6 separate regions of the Mus musculus genome follow, and regions 1, 2, 3, 4 and 5 are each linked to region 6. Evidence: chromatin loops called from intact Hi-C (ENCODE). Cell type or tissue: heart. All regions are shown on one strand. Region 1 overlaps Mapkap1 (mitogen-activated protein kinase associated protein 1). Region 2 holds the start of Mapkap1 (mitogen-activated protein kinase associated protein 1). Region 3 holds the start of Pbx3 (pre B cell leukemia homeobox 3). Region 4 overlaps Gm13404 (a long non-coding RNA gene). Region 5 overlaps Mvb12b (multivesicular body subunit 12B). Region 6 holds the start of Gm34372 (a long non-coding RNA gene).

Evidence for each region. Peaks named below come from ENCODE experiments on the same cell type or tissue, not always from the same donor. Only the 100,000 strongest peaks of a DNase experiment are listed, where the experiment ranks them.
Region 1: a loop joins it to region 6, with 2.4 times the contacts of the local background. A loop is called at or near these places in 7 of 42 quality-filtered maps.
Region 2: a loop joins it to region 6, with 2.5 times the contacts of the local background. A loop is called at or near these places in 3 of 42 quality-filtered maps.
Region 3: it touches region 6 in a loop (2.1-fold over the local background); 8 of 42 quality-filtered maps call a loop at or near these places.
Region 4: it touches region 6 in a loop (14-fold over the local background); 30 of 42 quality-filtered maps call a loop at or near these places.
Region 5: it touches region 6 in a loop (4-fold over the local background); 15 of 42 quality-filtered maps call a loop at or near these places.

What each region holds. Positions count from the first base shown.
Region 1 is chr2:34,528,140-34,532,139 of GRCm38, reverse strand. The region is part of intron 6 of Mapkap1 (mitogen-activated protein kinase associated protein 1); the gene reads right to left. Among named protein-coding and RNA genes, the nearest start is that of Gm34178, 45 kb to the left of the region's middle. In heart, a CTCF peak has its summit at 1,794 (motif pointing right); no DNase peak of the experiment used is centred here.
Region 2 is chr2:34,405,143-34,409,142 of GRCm38, reverse strand. Mapkap1 (mitogen-activated protein kinase associated protein 1) reads right to left here and starts at 2,292. Exons shown (of 12, transcript NM_177345.4): 1 at 1,889-2,292. In heart, no CTCF peak of the experiment used is centred here; a DNase peak (open chromatin) is centred at 2,322; H3K4me3 peaks cover 1,924 bases; H3K27ac peaks cover 1,751 bases.
Region 3 is chr2:34,371,394-34,375,393 of GRCm38, reverse strand. Pbx3 (pre B cell leukemia homeobox 3) reads left to right here and starts at 3,349. Exons shown (of 9, transcript NM_016768.2): 1 at 3,349-3,673. The coding sequence starts at 3,474. In heart, no CTCF peak of the experiment used is centred here; DNase peaks (open chromatin) are centred at 2,183, 2,563 and 3,583; H3K4me3 peaks cover 2,473 bases; H3K27ac peaks cover 2,496 bases.
Region 4 is chr2:33,971,789-33,975,788 of GRCm38, reverse strand. The region is part of intron 3 of Gm13404 (a long non-coding RNA gene); the gene reads right to left. Among named protein-coding and RNA genes, the nearest start is that of Gm39793, 11 kb to the right of the region's middle. In heart, no CTCF peak of the experiment used is centred here; a DNase peak (open chromatin) is centred at 2,198; H3K27me3 peaks cover 992 bases.
Region 5 is chr2:33,744,155-33,748,154 of GRCm38, reverse strand. The region is part of intron 9 of Mvb12b (multivesicular body subunit 12B); the gene reads left to right. It overlaps Gm52507 (a long non-coding RNA gene), which reads right to left. Exons shown (of 4, transcript XR_003953788.1): 1 at 1,671-4,000; 2 at 1-39. Among named protein-coding and RNA genes, the nearest start is that of Gm52507, 13 kb to the right of the region's middle. In heart, a CTCF peak has its summit at 1,550 (motif pointing left); a DNase peak (open chromatin) is centred at 1,394.
Region 6 is chr2:34,637,359-34,641,358 of GRCm38, reverse strand. Gm34372 (a long non-coding RNA gene) reads right to left here and starts at 2,292. Exons shown (of 3, transcript XR_003954033.1): 1 at 1,795-2,292. In heart, a CTCF peak has its summit at 1,858 (motif pointing right); a DNase peak (open chromatin) is centred at 1,888; H3K4me3 peaks cover 684 bases; H3K27ac peaks cover 732 bases.

The DNA.
Region 1 (4,000 bases), 110 kb after region 6:
ACCCCATCCCAGAACAATCTTTAAAAGTTTATTTTACTGATCAAAGCAAAATAAGAAATAGCTCTTTTTAAAAAAACTCTATTTTGGGAGAGCTGCTGTAAGTGAAACTTTGGCAAGGGTACTGATATGTAAAGAGCCTTGTGCATTAAAAACTTGCGGGTGTTTGCCTTGGCACTAGGCCAGTGAGTATTGGAACAAATGCCAATCAACCACACTCAGATCTGCCTGCCCCAGCTTTCTCCTCAGAAGTCAGTATGTCCTCCATCTGTGACAATATGTTGGGTGACAGATGAGTAGGGCCAAAAGGAAACACAAGTTCTCGGAGATTTGCAAACTAGTACTGGCCCAGGCCTCACGAACCCTCATCCACCCGGCAGCTACCTAACCGATGGTAGAGTTTGTCTGTTTATAAACTGCTGCATTGGCTCCCGTTCTTTGGCCGGCTGATAAAATCACTGCAAGCCAGTATGCTCAACTCTTTCAGCAAAGAGCAGAGTAAAAGCTTAACAGGCAGTTTCATATCTGGACTAACTTTCATAAATTCAAAGTGTCCTTTTAAGAGGTTTGAAGCAAAGGAAAATCCCCAGTCTGTATTTTTCTGTCATTTTACCAAAACATACCTGGGTGACAAGGTTAAAGCAAGCAGAGGAAATCCCTGGCCCTTCCCTCCACAGGCCTTACTGATAAATTGTGTAGTGGAGGAATAAAGAATCACCTTCTGTATTTTTTCATTACACTTTTCTTTTGTTACAGAATACATAAATCCATTGTGGCACAATGTAATATGTATCACCATGCTACACCTGCGGACGCTTCCGCGTGGCTGCCATGTCTGTGCAGTCAGGAATGATAAGTGAACCACCCGTGAATGTTAACGATAGTGATCATTCTGAGGTAACTCGGCTCTCCATCTTCCTTTACAGCCTCCAAGCTGAAGCCAGGGTAGCAGGGTTCATGAGAGGAAAATGAAAACAACAGTGAAGGAAGGAAGGGAGGGAGGAAGGAAGGGAAGAAGGAAGGAAGGAAGGAAGGAAGGAAGGAAGGAAGGAAGGAAGGAAGGAAAAAAGGAAGGGCAAGGGAGCATCGGATGCGGATGCATGTCCAGGATGTGTGCTGTCTGTCTTATTCTGGGCTCAGGACAGGGCATGCTGGGGATGCAAGCACAGACGACTGAGCACCTCTGCATCTCTGGTGGGATCCTTATTCAGGTCTATCATGAAACTCCATGTCAGAGAGCTGACTTACTGCTGCTGCCAGTAAACTCGGAGCTGGGTCCTCTCAAGTCTGCTAAGACAGTGAAGATCGCACAGGCATTTAAAACGAGCTCAGGGAGCTTAGTTTTGCGCCTCTGAAAGCCATGCAGTCACCAAAGAGGCTTCTGGGGCAGGGAGGGAGCCTGAGACATAGTCTGGCAATGAACTTGAGACCTTCCTATCTCAGCCTCCAAAGCACTGGGATTTTAAAAGTTATGTGACAGTGTCAGACTTACCACAGAATTTTGACACTAGCATTAGTCCTGGACAGTGAGTATTTTTCTAAGCAGTAAACCAAAGGTGACAGGAGACACAGGAAATAAGGACATAGGTCTTCATACTAAAGCATAACTCTCTGGACAGGAAAAGGGCAAGAGATGGACACCAAGGGAGAGGGCAGTTTATTGGGGAGGAAAGCATACAGACTGCAAGTGCTGTGCCCTGTGAGTGTAATGCTGTAACACACAAGTATGTGTGTGTAGTGCTGCAGTGAGGCCCCTTCCCTGCAGAACTGTCACACAATGGATGCTAGGCACCTGGCACTGGAGGGCGCCAAACAGTGGGAGTTGTTTCCTAATGCGGGCTTTCTGTTTGCCTTGGCCCAAGTCATACCCCAAAAGAAGAGGCCTCACACAGCCCTCTCTGCTCTGGCTCCTGTGGGAAGAATGGATCTCAGCACTCAAGCAGCTTACGGGCATGAAACTGTGTGATGAGCTGCTTGGTGGCATCATTTAAGGGCACTGTCAGCAAGTAGCCTTTGATCCAAGCATCAAAAGCTCCCTGAAGGTCAGCATTCTGGGCTCAATGTTCAAAGCTTTCCAATTGACAGGAAAACTCAGAAGCAGTGTAACTTAATGGCTTTGAGGGACAGCAGGCAATAGAAACTCAGTCACAATGTGGGGGAAATTCAGTGAGAATTAAAGAGTTTTTAAATCTGTATAATATGCATTCACCATTTAACAATCACAGAAGTAACAGCAGCAACTACTGCTTATTGAAAATTTACTATGTGACCAGCACTATTTTAATCTGTTAAGAAGCCTGCATTTAATCATTTAATCCTAAAAGAGCACATATAATTTCAGAGAAACAAGGCTGGAGGCATCAGGAAACTATCCTGAGGCAAAACTCACACTCATCCTATTTTGGAACTATTGAGAACTTAACAAAATGGTCCCTAACACATGTACAGTCTGTGGTAGAGAAGGTCAGAGAAGCTCACAGATGGCTGCTTTCTTTATAGGCATAGGGAAACAGCATACTTTGAAATAGAAACTGTACTCTTAGAGTTTTACTTAACCCTACTTTTAATAATGGTTCTTAAATGTTTAACCTCCCTTCTAGCCCCTCACCACCAGAGGTAGTGGAAAAGAAAGGTTATTAGGATATGGAGGAAGTGAACCGGTTTAGAAATGGTTCTTTGGAGCAAATCCCATCTGTGTTGTCAGGAAACCAGAACTTCAGTTTAGACGTCAGCAGCAGCAGTTTGAGCCACTGGCAAACACTTCACCAATTACCATCAGGCTAGTTCAGTAGTGCTGGGATAGCAAACATCAATCAGCAATGGTGGCACAACCTAGCAGAGATAGGCAGCCAGGCCTCAGCCGAATCAGCAGGAGGTACAAGGACCTCTGGGGATGGCAGAAGTTCTTTGCCATGCCCCTCTCAATGAAGCAAAGATCAGCAAAGATGCGAGACCAAGAAGCGTTGCAAGGAAGCCTCTCTCAGGCCATTGAGTCCTATTTATATGTCCTCCAAACATCTTGAGTCCTCCACAGGTCTTGCCTCATCACGTATCTTGCCTTGGCACATAAGTCTGAATCAGCTGACATCACTCTGCCAATCAGCACAAGTAGCAAGAAACCACCAGCATACCACCAGAAGTTTTTTGGTGTGTTTCTCTCTGTGAAGTCCCAACAAATTGTGACTAATAAACAATGGCAAGGCATACTAATACCATCCAGCATCATCCACCATCTGTTGGGTCCTTCTTAATATCATGCATCCTTTCATCTGTGTCTGCACAAACATCCTTTCACCTGTGTCTGCTTCAGCAACATTACAAACTTTCCAAAGAAAACATTTAGTTTCCTGTGTCTGCTGTGTGGACTGGACTACAGCTGCTGGTTTGTGTATGGTGTTTGCTAGTGGACTGGAATGCAGCTAGCTGACTCATGTTTGGTGTTTGTTGGCTGACTGGACTGAGAACAATGAAGACTGAAGTCTCACCAAAGAACCATTTCTAAACACATCCACTTCCCCATATCCTAATAACCTTTCTTTTCTGTTATCTTTGGTAGGTGGTGGACTAGAGGGGAGGTTGAACCCTTATTAAGTATATTGAGAAACATACATGCCTATAATACCTAACTAGCCACACCCAGGAGAAGAGTCAGAGGAGCTCCCTCAGGAGAGATGTCTCAGCTCTGTATCACAGCAGTGGAAAGGGAGCAGTAATACCAAAAGGCAGCAGAGCACACTGAGCTGTAGAATATAATAATGGCTAGTTTGAAGTGAAGTTTTCCCTTTGTTGGGTAAACCATATAGTTACTCTGACTCCATTTCCTCACAGGCAAAACAATTCTTGGACATGAAAGTATTTATAGTAACATCTGTCAAATAATAATTAAGTAATTACTAACATACTAGCCATTGACTAGTCTTTATTAAAAGTGATATATAATGTTCAGGTACAGTAGCAAACATCTATCACTCAACACTCGAGGGGCTAAGGATCTTCAAGCTTC
Region 2 (4,000 bases), 230 kb after region 6:
CTGGAGTTACAGATGGTTATGAGCTGCCATACAGGTGTTGGGAAGTGAACTAAGGATCTCTGGAAGAGCAGCCCATGCTCTTAACCACTGAGCCATTCACCATTGCCCAGGCTGGCTCGTGCAATCTGTGTAAGTACTCTGCTGCCTCAGCCTACCAAGCTGCTAAGACAGGCCTGCAGCACAGGCTCTGTCTACCTTTAGAGGACTGTCTGCACTCTCCACTTCAACATTTTTATTTTCCCTCTTTGACAGTTGCTTCAATATGTATTTGCATGAATGTCCTGGTATGAAAGAAGGCTCTGTCTCGTACCAGCTGTGTAACTATTCTGGGCCAACCTGAATTAAAATGATTAAATGAGGAAAAACTGAAGCTCAATTTACCTCACATTATGCTCATTCCCTTCACCAAGCGTCACCTCTCAAAAACTGACACGGCATACTACTTCCGAATCACAGAAAAACTCTCACACGTGTCCCTCTCACCGTAAGAACTGGCTGTACACAATGACTGAGTCTTACTTATTAAACTGCCATGCAGTGGCTGACCTATATCCATGCACAATGAATGCTTGCTAAGGGACTGTAAATAAGGGGCGCTTATAGGGTTTTCCGGAAGAAATCATTCCCAGGGGATGGAGAAATGGTTCAGCAATTAAGAACCAGCACTGCTCTTGTGCAGTACCCAAGTTCAGTTCCCAGCACCTACAATGTGCCGCTCACAGCACCAACGGCTCCAGTCCTAGGGGATCTGACACGCTCTTTGGCTCTTCTGACCACTGTAGGCAACTGCCCTCACATGTACACAAACAAATCCCACATGGACACACATACATATTTAAAATAATTCTTAAAAATGGGAGGGTCAATGAATCACTCATTCAAAGCTGGGATTGTCCTTAATTGGCTGAGTGAGACCACCATCAGTTGGACCATGGGAAGCATTAGCAATAGAAATCAAAACATAGGAAGTGTCTAGGCAGGACAGGGTGAGGAAAAAAAAAAGTTTATGTGAGAACAAATCAAAAATGATGTGAGATCCTACTTATCCAGAAGAAAGGCCCATAGCAGGGACTTTTAAAAGGTTAGCTGTTAAACACTAGCAGAGAGCCACAAGATTATAGAGGCGTCGCAGGCACTATTCACATTTAGTAGCAGAAGGCAGATATGAGCAAAGCTTAAAGGAAAGGGACACCTGGCATGCCCCTCCCTAGCGTCCAGTAAGCTTGAAGGGGTGTGACTGAAAAAGATGGGGGCAAATAGCATTGAGCAAGATTTGTCACTGCAGCTTGGGTGGCTCCTAAACATAGGAGTAACGCACTTTATTTCTGCCCTGGTGGTTGTGCACAATAGGGACCCATCCTTTCTGTGAGTCCTGCGAAGGCCGACCTCATCAACTGATGTGTCTGTACACGTTCCTGTTTACACCTGGGAAGGTTTTGAACTCGGCCCTTTGGGGGTTTGTAATAAACATGGTGCTTTGCACAGAGTTGGGAACAGTGACAGTTTCAAATACTGCGGTCATTCATTGGAAGCTGTAACAAATTGTGAGGTCCCTGTTTCATCTTAGAGCTTCTGGCTTGAGTTATACACTTCTTTAAACTATAATCTTTTCTTCTTCCCAACCCCCCCCCCACGGCCCCCGCAACTTCACCATTCCTTGTCACTCCCATAAACAGAAAAACGGACTCCAAGTTCCCCGCAGCGCTCTCGGGATATAAACAATCAGTGGGACCGTTTCAGGACTGCCCTGGCAATGCTTTGAAAAGTTGATTTCACAGGATGGAACTTGGGCACCGGACCTTGCAGAGTTCCGAGACCCGAAACCGCCAGAGCCAAGGACTGCCCCCTCCCCCGCCCCCGCACAACCAGGTCCAAAGTCTCTCCTCACCTAAGTCACACACCCAGCTGTCAGGCTCAGGAAGAGCAAGGAAACCGATGTTCCCAGGCCACCGAGCACAGCCCCAACGGGCGCCGCTGGGCAGCGACGGCAGCGGGGTGCTGAGAGGTCGGAGGGTCCCGCGGGCGAGGGGGCGACGGCTGGGGCAACCTTTACCTGAAGCTGCTCCCACACTACAGGCCGCCTCGCCCGGGACACGTCCCTGAGGGAGGTCCCGACTCCCCCACGCCTCCCGGCCCCTGCACCGAACCCAGCGCCTACGAAGTCCTCGGCAGTCCTACCGGCCCACTCGGCCCTGGCGCCCCGGGCACGCCCTCATGACCCCGCCGCCGCCGGCCGGCAACAGCAGCCCTGTTACCCAGAGCCGCGCCACGACCCGGAACCGTACCCCGCGTACCGGAAGTCCCCGATCTGCAAGACGCCTTTGGCTGGGGACGCAGTGCGCAAGCCCCAGAGCCAGGAACGAGAAGTCGCTGCCTCCCGGGGGCGGGACAAGGGGCGGGAACTGGTGGGTGGTTGCGCATGCGTGCTGCCCTTGGCCGTTTCTGGAGCAGGTTAACCAACTTCTGTTTACCTTCAAGTGTAAGGATCTCTGTAAGCTACGTCTTACTTTTACAGGGAAAAGTCTTCATCTTAACCGCCATATCAGAAAGAAGAGTTCACTGCAACTATTATTTGCTACATGGACATAGTATCAAACTGCTTTTTAAATTACTATCTAAACCCAGATTAGTGACGCTCTCACACCTAATCAGAGAAGTTTGGGTATTTTTTTGTTTTATTTTGTTTTGTTTTTTTACTGCAGTGGACAATGGTTAATACAGAAACTCTCACAAGTGGCCATGGTGCACAGATGAAATGTCCATCGAGTGCTCAGCCACAGTAGGACACTGTAATTGTAACTTATTCTCCTGTCGTTCTGTAGTAATTGTCGTCTGGAGGCTTACTATCTCAGTCTGCTAACCTAGACCTAGTCCTGGAATTTTTCAGCCTCCATTGAATCTAATCAAAGCCTAGAATGTTTTCAGCCTGAAATGTTTGCTGCTGAATACGATCATCCTTTCTAGTACTTTCTGATCTCGGACTGGCGATTCTGGCTCAAACTTTTCTCCAAGCTGACTGATTCAATCTGGCTCCACTCAGTTTCTGACAGAATTGCTCTGCTAGGCTTCATTCTAATTTAAGCAACCTGTTCTAATCCCCTGGTTCTTTTTCTTTGGCTCATTCTATCTTCACCTGTGTCTAGCTTGTTCTCTCTTCAACCTGTCTGTATCAAACTCTCCTTGTAAAACTGCCTCCTTCCCTCTTCTCTTGAGAGTTGGGTATATCCTATTCTGTCAAATCTTTTTCTGATGCATCACTTTGTCATTCAATTAGACATCACTTTCAAACATGGCTGCTTGCTTCCATTTACCAACTAACTTTACCTTCATTGTTTGCGATTAAAGGTGTGTACTAAGGGCACATCTGTATTCCAACCAGAGGGATTAAAGGTGTGAGCTAAGGGCTGAGCCACACCACAACTAAAAACAGGTTTTTTCAGTAACACAACCGTGGGGTTCACAGTGTGATCAAATACCCTGCAACAGGATACATAGCACCTTCACTGAAAGGCTCAGAGACCACCATTGAAATTGGGAACAGAAAGATTGTAACAGCCAGAGGCCCAGAAGAAACAATACCTTCTCTGCATTCATGAATTCACACTACCTCTGGTTACCTGTACAAGAAATGCACAAGATAGCCGGGCATGGTGGCACATGCCTTTAATCCCAGCACTCGGGAGGGAGAAGCAGATGGATTTCTGAGTTCAAGGCCAGCCTGGTCTACAAAGTGAGTTCCAGAACAGCCAGGGATATACAGAGAAACCCTGTCTCAAAACCCCAACCCCCCCCCCCAAAAAAAGAAACGCACAAGATGAAGCCAGTCAACATTCCAGAATGGAAGCAAGAGGAGCTCACAAGCCCAGTTCCTAGACGAGTTATGGACAATTGCTGGCTACTGGGGGAGGAAGAGTTGGTTTACCTTAAGGGCATGGCAGGTCAACCATCTCCAACGGATGGCGCCACACTCAAGAATTTATGGGCAACACAAACTGGGATC
Region 3 (4,000 bases), 270 kb after region 6:
GGGTTAAAACAAACAAACAAACAAACAAACAAACAAACAGCCAGCAACAGTGAGAGAGAGAGAGAGAGAGAGAGAGAGAGAGAGAGAGAAGAGAAGAGAAGAGAAGAGAAGAGAAGAGAAGAGAAGAGAAGAGAAGAGAAGAGAAGAGAAGAGAAAGGAGAGAGGTGACTACAGCAGTAGCTCAGTGGTTAAGAATCATGGTTGCTCTTCCAAAAGACCCTGGTTTGATTCTCAGGATCTACATGCCATATTAAAGCTGCCTGTAACTCCAGTCCCAAGGGAATCTGCCACCCTCTTCTGTCCTCCATGGACACCTGGCTCACAGATGGTCTAACAGATGTACATGTAGACAAAACACCTATACACATAAAAAATAAAAAATATCTTTACAAAATACACTTTATCTCGACCGCAATTGCCAGTGAGCCTGTGAAGGAAACCCTGCTAGGACCTACTGGCTTTTCTCACTTATCATCATCATAATAATAACCAAATGGGAAGCCTCCTAAGCTAAAGGTCTGTCTGATCTCACTGCAGAAATATCAGGATTCCATTCCTCCAAATGACCACAGATTTAGAGGTGTGTGCCGTAACCTAGCTGCAGATGTCAAGCATTTAACAAGTTTGTTTTATTCCTAATTGCTGGCATTTGCTTAAGTGCTTCCTTAATTCTAATTTATGTTTTTATGTTCTACTTTGTTTACATAGCCCATAGTTCCCAATTGTCTTTATTTGCTTAAGTGTTTCTTTAATTTTATTTACATTTTTATATACGTTGCTTTGCTTACATAACTCATTGTTTGGAGCAGGCTAGGAATAACCATAAATCCCCATTGCTAATTAGCCTCATCCTCATGACTGATTAGTCAAGATTATGAGCCTAGAAGGAGGGCAGGAAGGAGGCCTAATAGTGACTCACAGGATCATTGAATTTCAGAGCTGGAAGGAATCTTAGAGCTTGCAGCATCTTTCAGATAAAATTCTGCGAATTTTACATCTCCCTTGCTCTCTCATTCCTTTATACCAAAAAAAAAAAAAAAAAAAAAAGCACGAAAGGATTTGGTGACAGTTTGAAAAACAAGTTTAGAGTAGAGAAAATCCAATCAATGATGGCTGTAACTCATAATGAGTACTTGAAGAATCAGCAACTTGACACACACAAGAGCAGAGAATATTAATGAACTCAAAGGAGGCTCTTTGGACTTAAGCAAGGTAGATTGTCTGGAACTCCTTCCCCAGCAGCTGTGCAGTTGGTAAGCCTTGTAGCTTGCCTGGCCTGTGAGTTTGGCTGTTAGCTTTGCAGTGGGGAGTATTTAAAATCACACTCAACATACGAAGGAAAGAACCTGGAACTGAGTAGCCTGCTTTATTCCAAGACTCCATCTGGCATTTAAAGAACTGCTTGTCCTACATTCAACCCTGCAGAGTAACAGCCATTTTTCATCTCCTCACACCTCTATTTTTAGTTTCAGGTAAGATCGCTTATTGAGTCTGAGAAAGGAACGTTTAGAGGTAAGAGCCACCAGTTAAACACTTAACCTAGGGTCATCTCCATGGGTTTAAAATGAGATCATGTTGAATCCTCAGCCTGAGAGATGAGGACAAGATCAGCCTCAAGACTCCACCGGAGGTGTAGGTGCGGATTCCAACACCGTTTAAGTCTTTAGTCTCTCTTGGGCAGAAGTATAATGGATGAAGAGGTGTTACAGGTATGTAAATCTGTTAGGTGAAGTTGACTACAGCCGAAGGGGTCAATTTGTCAGTCCAGTCCATTTCTAAACAAACTTGTCTGTAAGACTATTGTCTCGCTCTCCGCAGGTTCCGCACACCTGCCAGGGTAGTCCCCGGATCTCCAGGACTCGTCGAGTGTGCAAAGCGCAGTTAGCTTAGAAAATAGTCCTGGATTTCACTCTCTCCAGGTGACATGTTTCTGTGACCTTTCCATTTGCTAGCTTTTCAGAGAAGAGCTCTGTCCATGCGAAACCACAGGCTCCCATTCTAACTGGTCACTCCTTGAGGGACAGACAGCGCAAGGCCCTACTGCCAGCGCTAACTCCTTGTGCTGAGTTCGGGTTACCATAGCGACCGTGGGACGGGCAGGGCTTTTAGACCCTTTTCCCGGTCTCAGCCCAGGACTTTCGAACGCTCCAATTGGGACAACCCTTTCTTGGCTCTGTCCCGCCTCGTTCGGCGCTGAGCGCAATGCGATTGGCCCTGTGCTTGAGGCCTTGTGCCCAGAGGGTACCACCTCTTGATATGAAGAGCGGGAAAGTATCCCAGGCACTGTCCGAGGCGTGAAGCTCATCTCATGCAATGGGGGACCACGCTGTCGGCTACGGGTACACTTTATTCGGTCCTATATAACACCTCTAAGTCCCCAACTGCTAATAATAGGGAAGGAGCAGGATCCGGGGACAACACTTTGCTGGCTGGACTGACCGACCATCTGTGGAGTGCCGGCGCGAGTAGCCCATAAGGCTCCCGGGCTGGCTCTCAGGCACCCCACAGCAGAGGCCAGAGGGGACGGGCTGCGTTCTAGGGGCGGGGCCAGTGGCGGCGGCGGGAGGCGCAAAGCCCAATGAGAGAAGGCTCCGCCTCCGGAGGCGGGGCATCCGGGGCGCTCCCCCGCCCTTCAGCTCTCCCTGCCCCTCCCCCCGCGGGCGCCGGGGCCGCAGTGAGTGAGTGGCACTGGCAGCCTGTCAATCCCTCAGCCGAGCGGCCTTCGAGCCCGGTCCACAGCGGCTGCTGACTGGGTGCGCGGCACCGGAGGTGGCGGCGGCGAGTTCTCCCGCCTCATCAATCTGCTGTCCGCCCGGCGTGCGGCCCGCCGGGGCCCTCCACCGGGCTCCGTGTCCCCGCCGCGCCGGCCCGCCCGCTCCCAAACTTTCCTCCTCCGCCCCTCTCGCTCCCCGCGGCCCGCCCGTCGGCCTCCTTCTCCTCCTCCTCCGCAGCCCGCCGCCGCCGCCGCCGCTCCCTCCCTCGGGGCCGCCGGTGCTCCGATCCCGCCCGGTTGAGGCGGCGGCGGCGGCGGCAGGCGGCTGAGGGAGGGGACCGTTCTGGCTGGCGCGGGCGGCGGCGGCCGCGGCGTCCCGGCAACTCGGCTGGCGCTGAGGACCAAGTTGTGCGGGGCCGCCCGGCGCGGCGAGGGGCGCTGAGGAGGCAGCGCGGCGGCCGCGTGAGGGCAGCGGGCACCACCGCCTCCGCCTCCGCCGGCGAGCGCGCCGCTTCCGCCCGCCGCTGTCCTCAGTCTCCTCCGCGGCGGAAGCCGGAGCCGGACGCCGGTCCGCGTCCCCTCAGTCGCGGGCCGCGCCGGGCCAGGCCGCCCCCTCCCGCGCGGGCGGGGAGCGCGCGGCCGCCTCCCCCTCCCCCTCCCCCTCTTTCTTCTCCTCCCTCGCCGCCGCCGCCGCTGCCGCCGCCGCCGCCTCAGCCTTCGCCTCCGCCGCCGCCGCCCGCTCCCGCCCGCGCGCGGCGGGATGGACGATCAATCCAGGATGCTGCAGACTCTGGCCGGGGTGAACCTGGCCGGCCACTCGGTCCAGGGGGGTATGGCTCTGCCGCCTCCCCCTCACGGCCACGAAGGGGCGGACGGCGACGGCAGGAAGCAGGACATCGGCGACATCCTCCACCAGATCATGACCATCACCGACCAGAGCTTGGACGAGGCGCAAGCAAAGTTGGTGTCGTCTCATTAAGCATCTTTTGTGTGTGTACGGGAGCCGGGCTCGGGTCCCGGCTGGCTCCCGGGACCCGGGCCTCAGTTGCGGGCGGGAACTTTCTCCGCCCGCCGGGCACTTGCTGTGTCCCCCATCGCGCGGGCAAAGTTGCTCGCCGGGCTCGGGACAAACTCGATCATTGCTTCGTCCGTGCCCTGCTGCCCGCCCCCCTCCCCAGATTTAAACCTCCCGCTCGGACCCCAGCGCGCTCCGCGTCCCAGCCGGGTCCGTGGCCGCACCGCAGGGAAGTGCAACTTTCTCCGCCTGCCCAGACTCCGGGCACCCAC
Region 4 (4,000 bases), 670 kb after region 6:
TTTTCAGAATTAGATTTTCTCAAGAGTAGTAATGAGTTCTTCAGCCCTGGAGATAACCAAGTTAAAGCTGGTGGATTTGGTGTGTGGAGGTGTGGGATTGGGGAGGCTGGTGCACTAGAGACTCCAATCTAGGCCCCGGTGGCCTTCCTTCCAACCTTGAAAGCATCATCACGTAATGTTTCTATCCCTAGGAGTGATTCTCTCCCCTGTGTAAGTCCAGGCCCAAATCAAACCTCACCTCTGGGAGGTGCCCCTCTGAGGCGGTTCAGTCTGCTACTCTCATGGCTTCTCCCTGCTTTATGTGTGGCTAACTGGACATTCTGTCCACTCATTAGAGTTATTGTCACATGACGTGCTCACATGACTCCATCAGAAAGAACCCCGCTATCACTGACCCATGCACCCCAAGGCCTGGCACTGGGTCCCAAGTGCACTGAGCTAGCTGCGTGGTTCTGTCTCTCACCTGGGTGGATCAGTTGTCCTCATCAAGAGGAAGTGACCTGTTTAAGGTTACACAGCTGGGCCCAGGAGAGAGGTGGGATCCAAAGCCTGCCTGGAGGGTACACAGTCCGGGTGTCTCGGGGCATTCACAGTTAGACCACAGCACCGACCCTGTGTACAGTCCTCTCGAGGAGTGGCTGGCCTTAATTGCTCGTCTTCCCTCTTTGTTTCTGCCCTTGCTGTCCTCACCCTGTGCAGCCTCGGGCCTCTTCCGTCCCCCTCTCCTTTGCCCTGTTTGTCTCTCATTCCTCTCCCACCCCATGTTTTCCTCCGTGTCTCCTGCCCCCACTGTTTCTCTTCCCCAGTCTTTCCACTCTGCCTTCTTTGTATTTCTCTTCCCTTTCCCACCAGCTCCCGCCGCCCGCCTGGACCCCACAGAGCCATGTCTCTGCTTCCCCTTGTCCTCTGGAGGCGCACATCACCAAAGCATCCTTTGTCTTTCCAGCTTACTGGGCCTCTCCCCCTTTCCTCCATTTATGAGCTGGTGTGTTAGTGGACAGGGTATAAGGTGGAAGTCACTCACTAGTGACCCATCCTCACGATCACCTCATTATTTATCACCAGGGACACCGGTGTTTCCATAAATTACCCCGACCTGGAGCTGCCCGCGCCAGAATCGATAGTGCCGCTTGCCTAATACCCAATCATTAATAACCATGGGGGGAAGGGTGGCTAGACATAGCCAGACATGCCACTCTGGGCCCTCGCCTGGCAGGGGGAGGGAGAAAGCTGGAAGGGAACTGTGATCTGCCTGCACAGGATAAGAGATGGGACCAAGAGAAGGAGCTAGTGGCATCCCCAGGTCTTCCCAAAGCCTGGGACACCGAATCTAAGACCTAGTCCCCTGGGGGGACAGGCAGAACTCTGTCTTGGGCACCACTAAGTGAAGATAGAACACACTGACATCAGCTCTGAGGGACTAGAGGACCCAGGACCCTAGTGATAAGAGTGACTTTTCTCAGTGAGGAGCTGGGGTGGTCCCTGCTGCATGCCATCTAAAGGCTGTCAGCCTACTATGTGTACTCAGAGTGCCCGCTGCATGCCATCTGAAGGCTGTCAGCCTACTATGTGTACTCAGAGTGCCTTAGGTGAAGCTCTGTTGCCACAGTCTCCATGGCTGGAGGAAGGAGGCTCAGAGAAAGACGTAGGGGAGGTTGAAACGCAGCATCTGAAGTGGGGTGCAACCAGTGAGGCCCCAGCTCCAGGCTCTGAGGGTCAGAATTAGAACAGCTATGTATGGAGGAGAAGGTCCTAGGCAGGGGGAAAGAGAGCCCCAAGAGTCCCTGGCCTTGATGTTAACACAGCCTCAAGCTGTCCTCTCCTCTCTCACAGAACCACTTACCCTACAGGTGCACATCAGAACCACAATGCTTTTACATACAAACACTGTCTCCCCTGAACGTTCTTAGATCATATAGTTATACAGATTCAGAGACACAAAGACAGACCACCATTAAAAACACCCATGGGGGCACAGACGCTACATACAGAAAACTAAGCATGCATGCATACCTATGCACACAGACCCCTGCAGAATCTACTATCTATAGTTACACGCTCCCTCACATACCTCCCAACTCATGCACTCTTTTGTGCACCCAGCATGCACACTGCACAGCAGCCTCAGAAGGCATCTTGCAGGAGCTGGCTGCCCTGTGCCTCCCAGAGCCCAGGTGGTGCCAACACTGCCACCTTGTGGCCATAAGTGCACAGTGCACCAGCTACAAGCCTGAACCACCAGGTTGGTGGTGGTGGTGGAGGAGGAGGGGGAAGAGACTGGTAAGAGGCAGCACCCAGGCCTCTCCCCATGTACTTGGCCTCTGCTCTCTATCTAGAGGAACCCAGCTGTTGCTGGGCCATTTCAAAGTGAGACTGGGTATAGCCTTGGAGCCACAGTGACTAGGGTGTACACCCAGCCTCAACCCGCCTTGGTCCGTGTTTCTGCTCCCAGTGATTAGTGCCAAGTGGAAGGTGGGTGACCCCCACCCCACCCCCATGCTAGCCTAGACTATGCTAAGGCATTTAAAGCCTCAAATTCACTCTGAACCTCACTATTCATTTACTCATTATATTGACAGGTGAGGCAGTCTGTGCTCAGGTACAGTGCTGGGATAATGCCACAATGAGCACTGCAGATAGGTCCCTGTCCTAAAATGCCACCGCTCAATGGAAGGGATGGAACCTCGGGTCTGTAGTAGTCAACCCTCAGAAATTGCCTACAGCATAACTTCAGAACTTGAGTGCTGGCAATTTCCTGATTTACCCTAATGATAAGTATGTCATGTGTCCTAAGAAAGGCCAGTGGAGCCTCGCTCGAGGAGGGATTCACCATAGAAGGCTTCCTGGAGAGGGTGTCTGAGTAGCACATGCAAAGGCGCTGAGGTGAGAAAAGGTTTGCATGTGAAGATCAAAGTGTGCCTAGAGCCAAGAACCAACCAGCAGAGGGTATGCGAAGATGAAAGGATGGGGGACCTGGACCATGCAGGCTGGGCCTGAAACACCAAATTGGGAGCTTTGAAAAGCCCAGGCCAAGTGCACAGTGGCAGAGTCACATGACTTCAGGCTCACAGTAACGGCAGTTACTGAGAAATGATTGCTCACCAATGATTCCCAGGGTCCCTGTGCTCCAGGCTGGTGACCCGTGCACAATAGCTGGGGACAACTTCACCATGAGAGATCAGTTTTATGGAGTACTATGCAGCCACTAAAACCAACAGTAGTACTGTTCATTTATTGATGTGGAATTATGGATAAGCTTTGTTAAACAAAGACCCCAAGGCAGTGTTCATGAGCCTGGCACTTATAAGCTCAGCTACTGGGAAACTGCAGCAGGAGATCTTTTGAGCACAGGGGTTCAAGGTTATCTGGCACAACACAGCAAGGTCTCAGATCCTAAGATAAAACAACTCCCCTTCTAACTATAGAACTCATAGATTCTCATTCTGTAATATATACTTCCCCCTACACCTTTTTCCTTTCCTTCTTGCTCTGTGCATGGTGTCCATGTGAATGTGGGTGTGCACACATGTGTGTAAGTCAGATGTTTAGAAGTTGGTTCCCTTACAAAGTTGAAACAGGTTCTCCCACTTCTGCTGTACTGAGTGATCCAGGCTCATATAGTTATACAGACTCAGAGACACAAAGACAGACCACCATTAAAAACACCCGTGGGGGCACAGATGCTATATACAGAAAACTGAGCATGCATGCGTACCTATGCACACAGACCCCTCCAGAATCTATCTATAGTTACACACGCCCTCACATACCTCCCAATCCATGCACTCTTTTGTGCACCCAGCGTGCACACTACACAGCAGCCTCTGAAGGCATCTTGCAGAAGCTGGCTGGCCTTAGAATTTCTGGCTGATTCTTTTGCCTGCACTTTCTATCCCACCATAGACATTCTGGGATTGCAGATGCCTACCAGATTATCCAGATTTTCCCATGAGTTCTGGGGTTGAACTTGGGGCTCAGGGTTAGCAGCCTGAGGCCATAT
Region 5 (4,000 bases), 890 kb after region 6:
CACTCCTGTCTGCTGTCTTCAGAGGCCTCAGCAGAATACCTGTCAATTGGGTCAAGGCAATAGAGTGATTTTTGCTGTCCCTCCTACCCATGGGAAGTGACCAAGGAGTCACAGCAAAGTTTTCTGGCCTGACACAGTATGTCTTCCTTCTTGTTTTCTTGCTACTGTCCCCACAAGGCCACACTGCCCACCCCACCCCCAAGCCCAGCACAAGCTGCTCCATTGAGGAGCGAGGAAAAAATGCAATTCCACAGCGGTCCATGATGAAGCATCTTCCCTCTGACTGAGTAGATGGGCATATAAATATTCCCCGTCTCCGCGGCTCTTTATTTCCCTTGTAAGCAGTTGTCCCATTTCTCCATCTGATGGATTCCCTGTCGCAGCCAGGGTGGGCGTGCCCTGGCTGTCTTGGTCCTCTGTTTCCTTCCACCTACCTATGCCGCCATGGGCCTCCATCCCAGTGCTCATGGGCCAAGATGCAGGCGTTGAAGGCTCATCCGACACAGACCCTTTAAATCAGGAGCAACAGCCCCTGGCTGAGAGAGCCAGGTGAGGGAAGCCAGTCTCTGCAGACTCGGCGTGAACAGGCTCACCCAGACACTTCACGGGGTACGTGGGGCTGTGGCTAGCTGCTCTCTCATTAGCCTACCTTGCTTCCTGATGGAACAGACAGCCTCCATTTTCAGAGGACTTAGAAGCTGAAGAAGGAGAGTCTCATTAGCAGAGGGACCATCTAATATTAATCACCCCTTAAAATTGACAAGGGAGGCAGCTCATTTAACCACTTAATTGCTACAGGTTTTTATGGGCTGCTGTTTGCAGACATATTTAATGAAGAAGTTATAAATCTAAGAGAGCTTAAAATTTTAATTTTATCCCTAAATATTATCCTTGTTCTCGAGTTTGTAGTCAGGCCTCAGGAGTGTAGTCACGTGAGATACTCTTTAAATGAACATATTTGCTAACTGGCGTGATTTCAGTTTTTAAAACATTGGTTCCAGCAATTAGGCTTTTTTTTTTCCAGTTCCCAAATGACTAGAGGAATTCGTCTTGATTATAATTGCTCTTAGCCACGCATATCTAATTTGTGTCTTTTTAAGTGTTAATTAGTAAACAGTTCGAGCTGACATCTTTATGTGTTTGTGTGTTGAAAAATGGGGCTTATTGCTTATTTAGCTTGGGGCTGATCCCGATAGCATTTACGTCACTACTCAGAGGTGAAATTAATGGAACCACATTTGGCAGCGTGAGGTTAAAAGAATTTTCAAATTCAACTTTTAGATGTCCACTTTGTTAGGGCCTCTTCAAATGCACGAGGTTAGGGTGGGCTGGGGAGCCTGGTCTGCTGGAGGAAGGCCAGGTAGGGTTGCATTCATAATGAAATGGCAGCGTCCCAACTTTATCACAGCAGAGTGCTCGGATCCAGCCCAGTGGTTCCTTCCTTTCTGCTTTTGGAAAGCATTCCTAGTGCTTAGGAATGTGAACTGATTTGATGATGGTTGAGTTGCAGCCACAGAAATATGTGGTCCCTTTGCACCATCTACTGGTCATGTCTTGAACTGCACTGGATTACATGGCTGCCTCTGCTAGGTGTTCTTCACCCTGTGTTCTTTGAACAGCTTTATTATCGGCCAGGAAGGCAAAATATTTGGAAAAGCAAATATTCCTACCTCGTGAACCAAGTGTGATTGATCCAGTAGACTGCTATAAGCTCCTGTATATTCTTCCAAGGTCCCAGCTGCCATCTAAATTTTTACAGAGATCACACTGGCTTGAGACCATTCCTATGCAAAACAAAGAAACTCCAAAAGACAGTGCATGGTGAGGCAGGGGTGTGGCAGTCAGCAGACCGCCAGTTTATCCTGTGCCTCGCTGTACCGTCAGCACACGTGCAGTGGCTGCAGCTACAAAGAAACTTTTAAATTTGTTAAAGAACTTAGTAGGTGGCTTGGATGGGATTTTTTTTTAAGATTTATTTATTATTATATCTAAGTACCCTGTAGTTGTCTTCAGACACACCAGAAGAGGGTGTCAGATCTCATTACAGATGGTTGTGAACCACCATGTGGTTGCTGGGATTTGAACTCAGGACCTTTGGAAGAGCAGTCGGTGCTGTTAACCACTGAGCCATCTCTCCAGCCCTTGGATGGCATTTCTAAAGGCCTAAAAGATGCCTTCCAAAGTGTGAGGGCGGTTGGTTCACTGCCACATTCTGCTAACCACAGGCATGCACCCACGAGTCATGCCGCAGACCAGCGTTAATCCTCCTCTCCCACTGAAGAGGACCTCTCTGGTATGGCACCATTTGAAGCAGACTCAGGACTCCTCCCAGTTGGAGATCATTGTGGGGATTGGGGGTCTTCCTTGATTTTCTCTGTGCCTCACTTTGTGAGGCAGCATCTTGCACTGAGCCTGGAACTCACTGACTGAGCTAGGCTAGGCTTTGCCAGTGTGCTCCAGGATCTCTCGCCCACCACTGGGCTTACCCACCACTGGGCTCACACTGGCCTTTCCATGGGCGCTTGTGATCTGAACCCGGCTACTCATGCTTGCATGGCGGACACTTTTCCAACAGAGCTATCTCCTCCTGTCCAGGCATCAACTTTTCAATACTTGGTGTTTTCCCGACAGACCCATGCACACGCATGAAAATACAAACTCAGAAACATGTGAAGTACAGAGTGAATCTCCCCTGCTGCCCACCTCAGACACGCACATCTAACCAGTGTTACACCAGCAAGCTGCCTACTTCAGACACACACATCTAACCAGTGTTACACCAGCAAGCTGCCTACCTCAGACATGCACATCTAACCAGTTTACACCAGCAAGCTGCCCACCTCAGACACGCACATCTAACCAGTGTTACACCAGCAAGCTGCCCACCTCAGACACGCACATCTAACCAGTGTTAGTTACACCAGCAAGCTTCCCACCTCAGACATGCACATCTAACCAGTGTTATACCAGCAAGCTACCCACCTCAGACACACACATCTAATCAGTGTTACACCAGCAAGCTGCCTACCGCAGTCATAGCTCTGAAACCTGCTCCCCACTCCTGCACACTCTAAGTCCTTCCTCCTAATGCCCTCCCTTCATCAAAGAGGCTTTTTTTTTTTTTTTTGCTGCTAGCAGATGGAGACTGTATCAGAAGCCACAACTGGCCAAAATGCAGTCTGCAGCCCATTCCTTCTGCTGGCCGAATTCCCTGCCTTTAAAAAAACAAAACACTTTTTCAAGAGTTTTATATACTGTATTTCTATCACTACACTTCCACTCCCTTTCAACTTCATGACCTCTTCAATTACACACACACACACACACCTGAGTCCATCGAGAATTGCTGGTTTGGCTTGTGTTTAGGGATGACCACACGGATTGGCTGACCACATAGGATTATAACCCACCAGGGGCTCGACTTATAGAAGTCTGGCACTCCATCTCTCAGCAATCACTAGTCACTGATAGCTCTTCCTCTAGTGTTGGAACCGTGTGAGGTTTTCCCTGTCAGCTAGTGGCATCACTGGGCAGGTCTTGTCCAAGCAGCCACATTGTTGAGATTTAACAGGTACAACTATCTTGTAGCTGGCATCCAGGCTCTCTGCCTTTGACAGGCTCCCCCCTCCAAACCTCCCCATGCCGTCTGCAGTGTTCCTCGAATCTTTAGGGTACAGTTTCTATATGTTTATCAGCTGGGCCTGGGCACCCCACAGTCAGACGGCCTCTGCATTTTGGCCAGTTGTGGCTTCCGTAACGGTCTTGTCTTCTGTGAAAAGAAGCTTTGTGGATGAAGAGTGAGAGCCACGCTTCTCTGTGGGCCTGAGGGGAAGGATTTAGAACGCTGTTGGAAATTATTGTCACTGGCAACAGTTCGTTCCTTTCTAGGGCCCATGGCCTCACCAACCACAGGCATGAGTTTCCTCATACTGAGCAGGCCTTAAGTGACGAGGAGGTTTGGTCACCTCTAAGGTGCAGGTGCCACTGCTGCCCACGGGTG
Region 6 (4,000 bases):
GACAGTAAGCTCAGCTGGAACCCGGGACGTGGGTAGGAGCACCAAGGGAAGTCCAGAGCAGGGAGGACTTGTCCTGGATCCTGCCACAAGGTTAGGAGGCAACTGCTCCCTGTTGCTTGGTAGAGTAGAGCCAAGGGCACAGGTGATCCTGGTCTTTTGGGACAAGGAAATGGAGACTCCCAGGCCACGTCCGGGAGGTGGGGTCATTTTCATCCTGGTCTACTGGGCACAGGTGTCCCACGCGTAGGGAATGATTGTTCCGGCAGCAGTGGGGGGAGTGACCCAGGCTGGACGTGTGCTGTTGGGGTGCCTGGACTAGAGAGAATGTACCTCCTCCCTGCTCCGGGGCCTCCAGTTCGTCGCCTCATCCCGGCCCCTTCATCGGCCTGAGATTTATTCCTGAGCCATGGAGCCTGGAAGTAATTTGCTGACAAAGCTGGGTCCCGGCAGGTGCTTTAATTGGTTCTGTGGGAGCAGATCTGGGAGCTTCTATTTAGAAGGAAATAGAAATTATGGTAGTGCCACCGTCCTTTCTCTGTGGCAGGGACTGCACAGTGTGTGTGTGTGGGGGGGGGGGGATTGTGCAGCGTGGGGGAAGGGTGGCGGCTCTTCCATGTCAACCTAGTGTGGAAGCAGGGCCTCGGATTAGGGGTGGGGGTCATAACCCTGGCCGAGGTTGGCCAGAGAAGGTAAGGCCTAAAGCCTGGCCCCAGTGAGAGGCCTTGGAGCAGGGGAGCCTTCCCCAGCCTTATAGTCCTCAGAGTGACATTCAGGGTGACCTCTCATGACCACCCCAGAATGTCACCGTCACATTTGCTCCCCTATTTTCCTCAGGAGTGGTTAGTTAGCTCTACAGTGTGCTAACCAAGTAGGGTCACTCTCATTTGACATGCTTAGGTCTTTTGGAGGTGACACAGCAGGGCCTGGACTTGAACCATGGCCTGCCTAGTGCTCAGATCTACACTCTTCACTCTCAAGTTGCACATGACATTGGCTAAGCTCCTGTTTCCCACAAGCCCACACTTTCTGGTGAGATTTTTCCCTTGGGCAAACTCCTAAATTCAAAGCCTACTGCTATCATCTCTCCGTGAATTCCAGGGAAGCCTTTCAGCAGTGATCTCTCCTCTGAACTCCCCAAAGTCCTGGTTGAACCAAGGTCGTAACATCGAGCTCTGGGTTTGCCCCTTGCTGTATTGCTGTGCCCCTTACCATACTCCACGAGCTAATGCTTATTTCCCGTGGTGAGGATCCCTTGGGCCTAGACTCTAGTGTGTAGACTTATGTGTAGCCTAGACTCTGGGCTACCACTTGGAGGCTCTAAACCATGAGAATGACCCTCTTTTGGGGGCGGAGTTGCAGCCAGAGCTTACTTGTCATGGCGGGAGTACGGGTGTCATGTCACATGGTCTCCTCAGAGCCCAGTGTAGACTGGTCTTCAGGTACTCAGCATGGGTCATGGGTCATGAGGACTGAGAGGCCTGGCCTAGCTCAGGTGCTGCTCAATTCAGGGCTGTCCAGTTCTGCCCTCCCATGCCTCCTGACCAAGAGTGTTCACCCTTGGGAGCCATGTTACTTCTGGGTGCAGCAGGGACAGACAGATGGGAGAACACGAGGAAACTGAACCCTGTCAGAACAAAGCCCCCCCCCCCCCCCCCCCGGGACTGATGTTTCTGGAGCTTTTTCTGATATGCTTTTTGAGAAATTCTGGGGTGGGGCTAAATGTGGGGTACAGTTGCAGGAAGAGGAGGGTTTGGTAGGAGTTGGAAGAGGAAGACAGAACCTGGGTGGTGGTACCTGGAATCCACATGTCAGAAGTTGTATCGAGCCGGCCTGGCAGAAAGCTTGCGAGTTAGTCTGGGCCGTAGGTGGCGCCACAGGGCTGCAATTGTGCCTCCCTCGCGGTTCGGTCCTGGCTGTTCCTCGCCCGCATGGCCATCCCTGTCATCTGAGTCCGCCAACACCGCGAGTCAGTTTGGGGCACTAAGGGTTGCGTTCAGGTCTGCCAGAGCCAGCCCCAGGCGGGCACTGGATGTAGGGGAGAACCCTGGAGCTGACTCCTTTTCCCTGCAACTGCCACTCCAGGGCCTTGGTGTTAAAGGCGGACCACACTAGCGTTGGGGCGGTGTGCCGGAGTCGGGGTCCCCACCCGCGTGGCGAGCCCCGGTACCCTGGGTGCATATGTCCCACACGCGTGAGCGTGGGTGCTGGGGACGTGCGTGGGACGCAGGGCCACCGCCCCGTGCTTCCTTTGTTCCCGCGCCGAGCTGCAGGCTGTGGCTTCACTGCCTCCCCCCTGTGCCCCGCCCTGCTGTTGTCTGTAAGGGCAAAGGTCTCAGCCCCTGCGAGTAATGTGTCCATGTGTATATGTGTGTGTGTGTGTGTGTGTGTGTGTGTGTGTGTGTGTGTGTGTGTGAGAGAGAGAGAGAGAGAGAGAGAGAGAGAGAGAGAGAGAGAGAGGTGGGGAGGGGGAGCGAGGTTAGAAGTGACTGTCACAAGCCCAAGAGGGCCTATGAGGTCACCCCAGTTCAAGGGCTCTAAAGTCCACAGACCTCATCTGCTAAGGGGACCAGTGGGAGCCTCCAGGTGGGGGCTCACTAGGATAATTAAGCCAAGTCATACAGAGGGTGCAGTCCCCAAGAGCAAGGGTCGCCCACTTAGGCACTGGGGCAAGATTAAGAGCAGGCAGGGGCTGGGTGCAGGAGGCTTGTGATGGCAGATCCTCTGGCCACCAAAGCTGGAGCCACTGGTGACATGAGGTGCCTGTGTCCCCTCCTTCTGCCCAAGCACTCTCCCATACCTGTTTCTCAGTTTGTCCATGGTGCCCCTAGTCTCTTTCCACACCTAAGCAGCTTTTAAATCCAGACCCCATGCTCAGAACCCACCCAGGACTCGCTGGAACCCAGCTGGGCCTCAGCTCCCAGCAGCGGCTTGTCCTACACTGGCTGAGCAAGGTTATTCTGGGACCCCTGACCCTGCCTGAGGCAGAGTGGGTAGGGGCACAGACCAGATTCTGTACCGGGTTTCTTGACTTTTTTTTTTTCCCTTCTTTTAAAAAAAGACACTGAAGCTGTCTTCAGACACAGCAGAAGAGTGTACTGGGAAGAAGTGGGTTTCTGATCCCATTACAGATGGTTGTGAGCCACCATGTGGTTGCTTGGGAATTGAACTCAGGACCCCCTGGAAGAGCAGTCAGTGCTCTTAACCACTGAGTCATCCCTCCAGCCTCAGTTTCTTGACTTTGAAGGAGGCCCCTGAATATCACATATTTTGAGGCTCAGGACAGAGAGAGTGGGGGTCCCAATCCTTTGCTGGGTCTAGTACTTAGAAAGGGCCAGCTTGTGTGAGCTGACATTTCAAGGTCCTCCCCATTTTCAGGGCCTATTCAGCATTTAGTCCTGTCCCCAGGAACCCCATTGCCACCCCACAGGCAGCACCAAGTCCTGGGAGGACTGGACCCTCCGTGGAGTGGCTGTCATCACAGCTTGGGGCCGCTGTATCTGCAGCTACATCCGGGAAATTCAGACCCAGATGCGGGAAGATGGAGGACCCATGGCCCTGACCTAAAGCTCTGAGAGTGTGGCCGTGGGAGGGTGACGTACACAATTGTAGTTGACCTGGTCACTCTTGTCTTGCTATAGATGACAAAGAAAGAGTAAATCCAAGCGGGGTGAGATCTGGCCTGGGCTGGTGGCGCAGGGAGGGGCAGGACCCTGGCAAGGAAGGTGGCTCAGGCCAGGGCTGAAGAGGGGTCCTTGCTCCCCATGGTCATTCCAGGTTTCTGGCCTTTGCTGTCCAGCTGACAAAATTCTCATGATTAGGGGAGCGGCCTAATCCCATTTGCTGGGAGCCTGGTCTTGGTCCTGCTGGGTGTACTGGATCCGAATGTACTGGATCTAGCTCCATTCTCTGGGTCTTTTAAGTTGAGCTCCTTGGGAGCAACTGTAACCACCAGCCTGGCTGGGGGCCGAAGCTGGGAGACCTGAGAGGGTTTGATGGGAGG